Linked DNA regions of Homo sapiens: region 1 is linked to region 2. Evidence: chromatin contacts called from ENCODE Hi-C or POLR2A ChIA-PET data. All regions are on one chromosome and are shown on one strand. Each heading gives the region's core, a stretch centred on a gene start or an enhancer-like site at or near the end of the contact. The rest is flanking DNA. Distances are from core to core; before and after follow the strand shown. Region 1 holds the start of CROCC2 (ciliary rootlet coiled-coil, rootletin family member 2). Region 2 has its middle 52 kb from the start of LINC02991.

What was found. A loop is a pair of places that touch in the nucleus more often than their neighbours do. ChIA-PET counts read pairs that join two places held with the same protein, here RNA polymerase II (POLR2A).
Region 1: a loop to region 2 is called in a map of posterior cingulate gyrus, with 20 times the contacts of the local background. The contact joins the promoter of CROCC2 here to the enhancer-like site in region 2. A Hi-C loop is called at or near these places in 1 of 168 maps with a recorded cell type or tissue (posterior cingulate gyrus). POLR2A ChIA-PET finds 5 or more read pairs at or near these places in 1 of 52 experiments (WTC11).

Annotation. Positions count from the first base shown.
Region 1 is chr2:240,904,197-240,908,399 of GRCh38, forward strand. It overlaps CROCC2 (ciliary rootlet coiled-coil, rootletin family member 2), which reads left to right and starts at 2,140. Exons shown (of 32, transcript NM_001351305.2): 1 at 2,140-2,395. The coding sequence starts at 2,318. RefSeq lists an enhancer at 793-1,293.
Region 2 is chr2:239,628,363-239,632,640 of GRCh38, forward strand. No RefSeq gene overlaps it. Among named protein-coding and RNA genes, the nearest start is that of LINC02991, 52 kb to the left of the region's middle. Within about 2 kb of position 2,424, at least 5 of the 41 ENCODE cell types and tissues checked have a DNase peak (open chromatin) inside an H3K27ac peak, as active enhancers do.

The DNA.
Region 1 (4,203 bases), core at 890-3,389, 1.3 Mb after region 2:
GAACCTGGTGGGGGGAGGTTGCAGGGAGCCAAAATAGGGCCACTGCACTCCAGTCTGGGAGACAGAGCGAGACTCCATCTCAAAAATAAATAAATAAATAAAAATAAAATTAAACACAGATGGGAGCCCCTGCCCACCAGCCCTCCTGAGAGCCGTCACCTGCAGAGGCCACAGGGGGTGTCTCCACCTGGCTGGGCCCAGTGCACGTCACCTTTGGCCTGGATGTACGGCTTCAGGTCAGGGTGTCTCTCCAACACCCCGACTCAGGCCACCGGGCCGCCCCTGAACATGGGCATCTGTGTCAGGACTGACACAGGACTTGCTTCTGGCATATGAGGTCTTATCTCCACCTATCCAAGAGGCCCGCATGGGAGATCACACTAGCCTCCCAGCCACTCCCCACCGTTCACAGGTCCACACGGATGCCCCTTCCTCACTCCACCCGCCCTGCCCCCAGCAGGAACTCTCACCAGAGGCCAGGGCCACACCCTCTAAGCCCTGACCCACCTCAGGGGAGTTCAGCGGAGCCCCAGCAGGAAACGCTGCCCCTCCCCACTCAGGCTGAGGCATGGAGGGCAGGACTCTCCATGGCCACAGGGCCTCCCAGGACTCTGAGGGTGGGCGACCGGCAGTCTTGGGTCCCTGGGGGATCTGGAGGCTGCTCAGGGAGGGGCCTAGCCCATGGAGTGGGTGTCCTCAGTCTGGACCTGAAGCCAGAGGTCATGCTTGGGCCAGAAGCACGAGGTTCGGAAGGACTGACCAGGCCCCTGGCACCCCAGGGACTGTCCAGTGAAGCCCAGCCCGGATGCCCATGGGGCCATGTCTGGCCAGAGAGCCTGGCCTGTCCCTGCAGGGCCACCCTGGAGGTTGTCCTCAGGAGTGGGGGTGAACAGAGCACAGGTGTTTCTCTGGGAGGGCTCCTTTTGAGTACAGGTGCCTCTGCTTCTTGAATTTCGCCTCTGAGGAGGTGGCCTGGGCCCTCAGCCCCTCTCTCGGCAGCCCCAGGGACAAACATGCTGGTCCCCCAAGTTGGCATCCACCTCCACTGCCCGGGCCCCTGTGGCCTTGCTGGGCAGGCTGCCTCCCGGTCTCCTGGGCTGGCTCCAAGAACCTGGGTCTCTGAGAGACTCGGAGATGTACCCATCCCCAGAGGCCCCTGAACAGGGCAGCCTTTCATGGGAGGGCAGCCACTCCTGCTGCAGGGCCCACCTCTGCGGCTGTCCCTTCCCCAGAGGGACTCCTGCCAGCATCAGCTCAAGGAGGTCCCAGCTCAGAATGAGGAGCCCCAGAGGGAGTGGAATGGGGCGGAAACGCTGGCATGGCTGCCTGCCAGGCACCTGACTTCATCTGAGGCCCCAGGAGGCCCAGACTCCGAGCCACAGAGCTCTGCGTCTGTAGGGACAGCCGGCCTGGGGGTGGCAGGCATGGCCCTGCTTCCCTCCCATTGCCCCACCTATGGGAAGCTGCCCTGCCCTGGCATCCAGACAGCCCCTGGCAGCCCCTGGGGTGGGAAGCCGTGGGCAAGTTCTGCAGACCCTCCACCACGCATGCTGACCAGGGACTTCTCCCCTTCGGACAGGGTGGCTGGTGGTCCTTTCCGATTCCACAGGGTGGGAAACAGTGCAGGTTCCCAGGGCAAGGGTGGACCCATGGGCAGGTGACTCTGAAGGGCTCTAGCGGGAGTCAGACTCCAGAAGGACTCACAGGTGCAAGGCCAGGAAGACAAGATTCCTTTGCCCCTCAGGCAGGCAGCGTCCCTCTCCAGGTCTCAGTCCACCACCTGCGACGACCACTACGTTCTTTGACAAATGTTTTTCAAAAGTCATAGTTTATGAGTCCAGATGAAGGAAGACCAGTGCTCTGCATGCTGCCTCTGCCCACCGTGTGTCCAGCAAGCACACGGCTCCCCCTGGAGCGAATGCGGGAGGGGGTGTCTGGGGGAAAGGCCAGCCCCTCCCAGGTGCCGTTGCTCAGGTAGACAGTTTTACCCAGGGCGTCTCCAGGTCTCCAGGCAAAACTGCTTCCAGCCAACAGCGTTCCTTTGTCCCCACAGCAACAGGGTCCTGCACTCCTGTTTCCAGGGAAACCCAGCTCTCAGCGTCCCGGTTGCCACAGCAATGCCTACGGGCTCAGCTGGCCATACTGTCTTACCCACAGGGCAAGAGCAACTGGGTGCCCAGGCTCGGGACACAAGACTGCAGAGCCAGGTGCCACACAGGTGTGGGGCCCGTGGACCAAGGAAGACCCTGGCCAGTTGGAGGAGAACTGCCAGGTAGCAAAGCCCAGACTTCTCTGGGGTCCTGCGCTCTGGGCTGCAATGAGCTCTGCCTCCAGTGAGCCTGGCAATGGGGACGCCTCCCAACAGCCCCTACTGGGGCTGGACACCGTGATCCAGGTCAGTGGGGTGGTCACTTCCCTGCACCCTCCTGAGAGCAGGTTGCCAGGACACTTTGGAAGGGACGCGGCAAAGAGAGGGGATGGCCAGGAGGCACCTTCCTGGCTCCCGGGGCACTTTCCACTTGCTCACGTGTTTGCCTTGAGCGTGCAGCCAGTCACGGATGCAAGCAGGCGCGCCTGCATGCACACACAGGCAGCCTTCAGCCAGGAGAGAGAGCCTGGGGAGAGAGGGCCCAGGGCCGCTGCTGGCTATAGACATTCAGGTGGCCGGTGTCCCTTGCAGCCACAGGTTTGCGGGGTGGAGAGAGAGCCCGGGGCCGCTGCTGGCTGTGGATGCTCAGGTGGCCGGCGTCCCTGGCAGCCACAGGTTTGCAGGGTGGAGAGAGAGCCCGGGGCCGCTGCTGGCTGTGGACGTTCAGGTGACTGGCGTCCCTGGCAGCCACGGGTTTGCAGGCTGCGCACTGGGGTGGGGATGGGCAGGCAGCCCTTGGTGCTGACATTCTGGGACCTCGTTCACTGCCCTCCCATGGCCAAGTGTGGGGCCAGCAGGGCCTCTCGGGGGACAGTGTTTCCATCGCTGCACATTTGTGGGAGGCTGTGGCTCAGCCCTAGTGTCTATTCTGTGGCTTCCAGATGTTCTGGTTCTGTCTTCGTAGCACCTGGTGTGTGACAACAGTGGCTGGGAATTGTCCCGTGTCCCTCTCCCCTTGCCTCCCTACTTCCCAGAGCCCACCTAGGACCCAGCCTGCGGTCCCACCTCGGATATCCCTCCTCCCTGCACTGCCGTCACCTGCTGCTGACCACCACAGCCAGGCGGCCCCACCTCCAACGGACCCCTCGGGACCCCAGGGAACCCCTGACGAACTGGCTTACTCATGGTTGCTTGTTAACCCAGCTCTTAGCATCTCAAAACTATGCCACGGCAGGCTGACATGGCCCTATCCAAACAATACAGATCACCTGAAAAGAGAAATGGCCACAGCTGGTGCAGGTGACCGAGTGACAGGGTAGATGCAGGGTTTGCTCACACACAGGGCTGCATGAGGACTAAGGGCAGGATATTTGAATCAGGCGATGCAACAAGACAAAGAGGTGCCGTGGGGTGAGCTCTACCTCCTCCACCTGGGGTGAGCTCTACCTCCTCCACCTCGGGTGACCTCTACCTCCTCCACCTGGCGTGAGCTCTACCTCCTCCACCTGGGGTGAGCTCTACCTCCTCCACCTCGGGTGACCTCTACCTCCTCCACCTGGGGTGAGCTCTACCTCCTCCACCTGGGGTGAGCTCTACCTCCTCCACCTGGGGTGAGCTCTACCTCCTCCACCTGGGGTGAGCTCTACCTCCTCCACCTCGGGTGACCTCTACCTCCTCCACCTCGGGTGACCTCTACCTCCTCCACCTGGGGTGAGCTCTACCTCCTCCACCTGGGGTGAGCTCTACCTCCTCCACCTCAGGTGACCTCTACCTCCTCCACCTGGGGTGAGCTCTACCTCCTCCACCTGGCGTGAGCTCTACCTCCTCCACCTGGGGTGAGCTCTACCTCCTCCACCTCGGGTGACCTCTACCTCCTCCACCTGGGGTGAGCTCTACCTCCTCCACCTGGGGTGAGCTCTACCTCCTCCACCTGGGGTGACCTCTACCTCCTCCACCTCGGGTGACCTCTACCTCCTCCACCTGGGGTGAGCTCTACCTCCTCCACCTCGGGTGACCTCTACCTCCTCCACCTGGGGTGAGCTCTACCTCCTCCACCTGGGGTGAGCTCTACCTCCTCCACCTGGGGTGAGCTCTACCTCCTCCACCTGGGGTGA
Region 2 (4,278 bases), core at 1,174-3,673:
CACCCAGACCAAGACTCTTTTCTATAATAGCCAGGCAGCACTATCATATCACCCCTTTTAATTCTCTGACATTGATATGTGTGTTCCTCTCCCTTTCTCTCCTATTCAATTGATTGTAAGCTTCATGAAGCAAGGGGGACTTTGCTGTTTTTGTTCATGCTGGGTCATGCCGGGTTATGCTGGGTCTCCAGTGTTTGTAATGGCTCCTACGATATCATGGACACCCAACACACGCTTGGGGGATAACTCAATGAACGGCAGATAAGTCTGTCTCTTCTCACAGTGGCTTAGGGTTCAGATCTTAGGTATGGTCAGCCGCATCTCTGCAACTCCATTTAGCTCCAGTCTTTTTGTTTGTTTGTTTGTTTGTGTTTTTTTTGTTTGTTTGTTTTTTGAGGTGGAGTTTCGCTCTTGCTGCCCAGGCTGGAGTGCAATGGTGCCATCTCGGCTCACTGCAACCTCTGCCTCCCGGGTTCAAGTGATTCTTCTGCCTCAGCCTCCCGAGTAGCTGGGATTACAGGTGCCTGCCACCACGCCCGGATAATTTTCTGTAATTTTAGTAGAGAAGGTGTTTCACTATGTTGGCCAGGCTGGTCTCGAACTCCTGACCTCAGGTGATCTGCCCGCCTCAGCCTCCCAAAGTGCTAGGATTACAGGCGTGAGCCACCTCGCTTGGCCTAACTCCAGTCTTAATTGCAAATATTTTATGACAATTCTTTCTGCTCCCAGTGCTCTTAGGAAATGGTGGTTCCAATGGTCACTGAAGCAGCGTCTCTCTTCAGTGCAGTGGTTCTGCTGTTTGCTTGGAGAGATTTGTGAATGACTTGGTGTTTTGTGGTGAGAGGGATGGAGGGGGAAGGAGAAGAGCCATGTGCAAGAGTCATTGAACTTCGTGGTAACTCGTGAAGTTATTAAATTACAAGATTAAATGTCTCCTGGGATTGAGGCAGGTCATGTACTTAAGATTCCCTCTCCGGAAGGGACCAGGGAAAGAGGCGTTTTTGAAGCCTGTGTTAGCACCACAGGCTCTATAGCCAGCAGCCCAGTCACATATTTGATAGATATTGCCATGAATTGACTAACCCACCTAATCTTCAGTGAATTCCCACTCTATTCAAGATATGTGTGGATGTTGGGGATGCAGTGATGGACAAACTACAGACAGTTAATGAGAATTTTGAGGTTTAACAACAGATTATTTTATTACATAAAGAATAAACAATGTAACCTATTTACACACTAATATTAAGAAAAACATAACTTGAAGCAAGATTGAAAGAAACAGCACCATGGCACCAATCTCATTTTCCTCCCTTTCAACGTGGATGCCTTCCAGGGGGCAGCGTGGCTCTGTCCTGGGTCTCCCACATACCAGCCTTGTGCCAGTAGCCAATTAGCTAACCCAATTCTATTTCACCATCTGCAAAATGGTACCCGCTTGTGTGTTTCACAGAAACATTATGAGAAGTTAAATAATAATCCATGTAAAACCCATATACAACACTCAGTCTATAGAAAAGTGAATTTTAAAATTATTTTTCTGTCTTACTTTATTCATGAATTTATCTCCCAGATTGTGAGGAAATAGTTTTCAACTACCCAGAATTTTATGTTTGAAACGTCAGAAACCCTCCAGAGAGCATAGGTTGCCCGGGCGACTGTAGTACAGCATCAAGGCACCCTTGAGTTGGCAAGACACAGGCTTGCTGTGCCTGAGAAGCACAAGGTTCCACTTCCCAGCCATGGTGGTTTTCAGCAGTGCTGTTTCTACTCTTAGGTCAGAACAGAGATATGGGAAAAATCCCTGCTCTTCTGTTTCTTTTCCCCAGTGCCGCCTCCTCCAGCCTCCAATGGAGGTGTTTCCATGGGTGACCACATTCTGTTCCACTGGTGGTGGCCTTTGTGTGAGTGCTCCTTCAGGGACCACATTGATCATTAACACACCTTTGAGGTTTCTTTCTTTTTTCTCTGAAACATGGCTTCTTAAAAACTTTACACTTTTTCTCTCATGAGCATTTTAACACATTTAAAAAATAACAGAACAGTTAAAAAAAAAAACCCACAGTTTCACACAGGCTTCTTCTCACTGAATCATGTTTCATCTTTTCCCTTGGCACAACCAAAGGGAAGGTTAATTTAAAACAGCTGAGAGTGATGTCACGTCACACGCCGACACCTCTTTTTCTTTTTTTTTTTTTTTTTTTTTTTTTGCCAGGAAAGAAAAGAGGTTCACCTCAGGCTGCTCAGAAGGAAGGTGTTCCAGGAAGGCCAGAAAAGGGAGGCTGCTCTGGAAAAACAAAGAAGAGCTTGGCAGGTCCTAGAACGGAGGAGAAGTTAGACCCTGGGAATCCAAGATGCTGCAACGTCAGGCAGCTGGTCCCCAGCAAGGCTGGCACGTGGAAACCTCACGGAGAAAAGTGATTCATAACCAAAGCAGGGCTCCCACAGCGACGCTGAGCAGACACAGAACTATTTTTCACATAACACTTATTTTATTTAAAAAAAATGTTAAATGACTTTCCTTTGCATGGATTCTCTGTTTCTCTTGCTCTGGTTCTGGAAGCCATGTGGAGTGGTGGCCAAGAGTCAGTCCTGTTCTGTATTTTTTTGTTGTTGTTGTTATCTTTCTGAGTTGATCAGCAACTGAGAGAATTGAGGAAAGTCGCCCAGGTGGCTCATGTCCAGTGCGTCACTCCACCCCATTCCGACAGCCTCATAGGTTGCTTAACTCTGGAGCCTGGCATTCTCCAGATGCCCCTGCAGGGAGGATTACTTGGCTCCCTCCAGCAGACAACCTTGTGGAACGCTCAGAGCAGAAGTGAGTCACTGCAGCAGGCCCTGTGCACGGAGGCAAGCCAGGAGGTGGTGGAGCTTTATGCGTCCATCATCAGCATTAAAGATGCAGCGAGGGGCAGGGCTCCTTCCCCCAGAACCATGCATGGTGGGCTATTTGTCCCCAAGTGTGATCTTTGCCTGCAAGGTTCCTGCTGTTGTGGCACTCAGACCTTCATCTATACCTTCCTCAGGAATTCTGTAAACTACCAAATAGTTTTATCAATAACCCCTTCCTACCTAAGCCAGCTAGAGTGAATACTTAAGGCTGCATCTAAGAACGGTGACCAATTTAATCACTTCACTAATTTTAACAATGGCTCCTCAAACAGGGGTTTGCTCCATTTCCTCCGTTTCCAAAGGAGGAAGTTGATGGGCTGATGGAGGTAGGTGAATATCATTGGTTGATGTTGAATAGGCCAAAGCTCTTATTATTACTAGTATTTAAAATATTCATTCTGAAGTTATTTACATATTTTAGAACTCATTTAATTAAAGACTCATGTTACAGGTTCATTGAGTAAATAAGTCTGGTTATTTACTGATCCACTGGTTCCAACTAAATAGTTGGGCCACAGATTGTCTGTTGGTGACAATAACCAGTAAGCACCTTTTTAGAGAAAGCCTGTTGCTGTGTGCCTCAGCATTTGACTAATGGCAGGAACACCTCTGAGTACTTCACCGGGCCTGGATTTGACCTGTGAGAATGAATGTGCAGCTTACTGCATGGGAACTGGAAAGATTTAAGGACCTACTCTGGTGGGCACACAGTGAATTACTGGTGCGTCCTAGTGAGAACTTACCATCTCAGCTGCTAGTCGATTATTTCTCACACATTAAGGACTTTACTCTGTTTCTTAAGAGAAAATCCTTTCCCACTGAAGGGAAGGATTCATTAGTAAAATCCATTCTAGTTGAGGCTCCTCTGTCTTCCCAAGAGGAAGGGAGGGTGCAGTTGGGCATGAAGGCTTTTTGAAGGTACTGTAACTTAGTATGGTACAACAACTTACTAGGTTGCCCCTTTGCTGTCACCCAAATTTGGAAAGGAATTGGTCATTTCAGGTTTTTCATATTTATAGTAAAAGAAAATCCATCAAGTTTATCCCTAAAGAGGACTTACGTGACAACTGCCCATGCATAGACAACTGGAGTCCCTCGATCAGACCCACCAAGGAGAGAAATCCATTTTGCATATTGTGTATGGCCTTGAACCAGGAAGGGCATAGGCCGTGGGTGTGCTTCCCTCCGTGCAAGGGAGTGCAGCCTGGGAGCTGCATTCCATCATCACGTCTCTCAAGTGAAGTTGCGCAGAAAGCATGGAACTCCTTTCTGCCTGGATTTTGGAAGGAACCAGTGGACAAATTTAATCTGATGAAGACATTGTAAGGTTAATTTTAGGTTTCAAATACTTTCTTTTGTAAAAATAGTGAGTATTCATTAATTTCC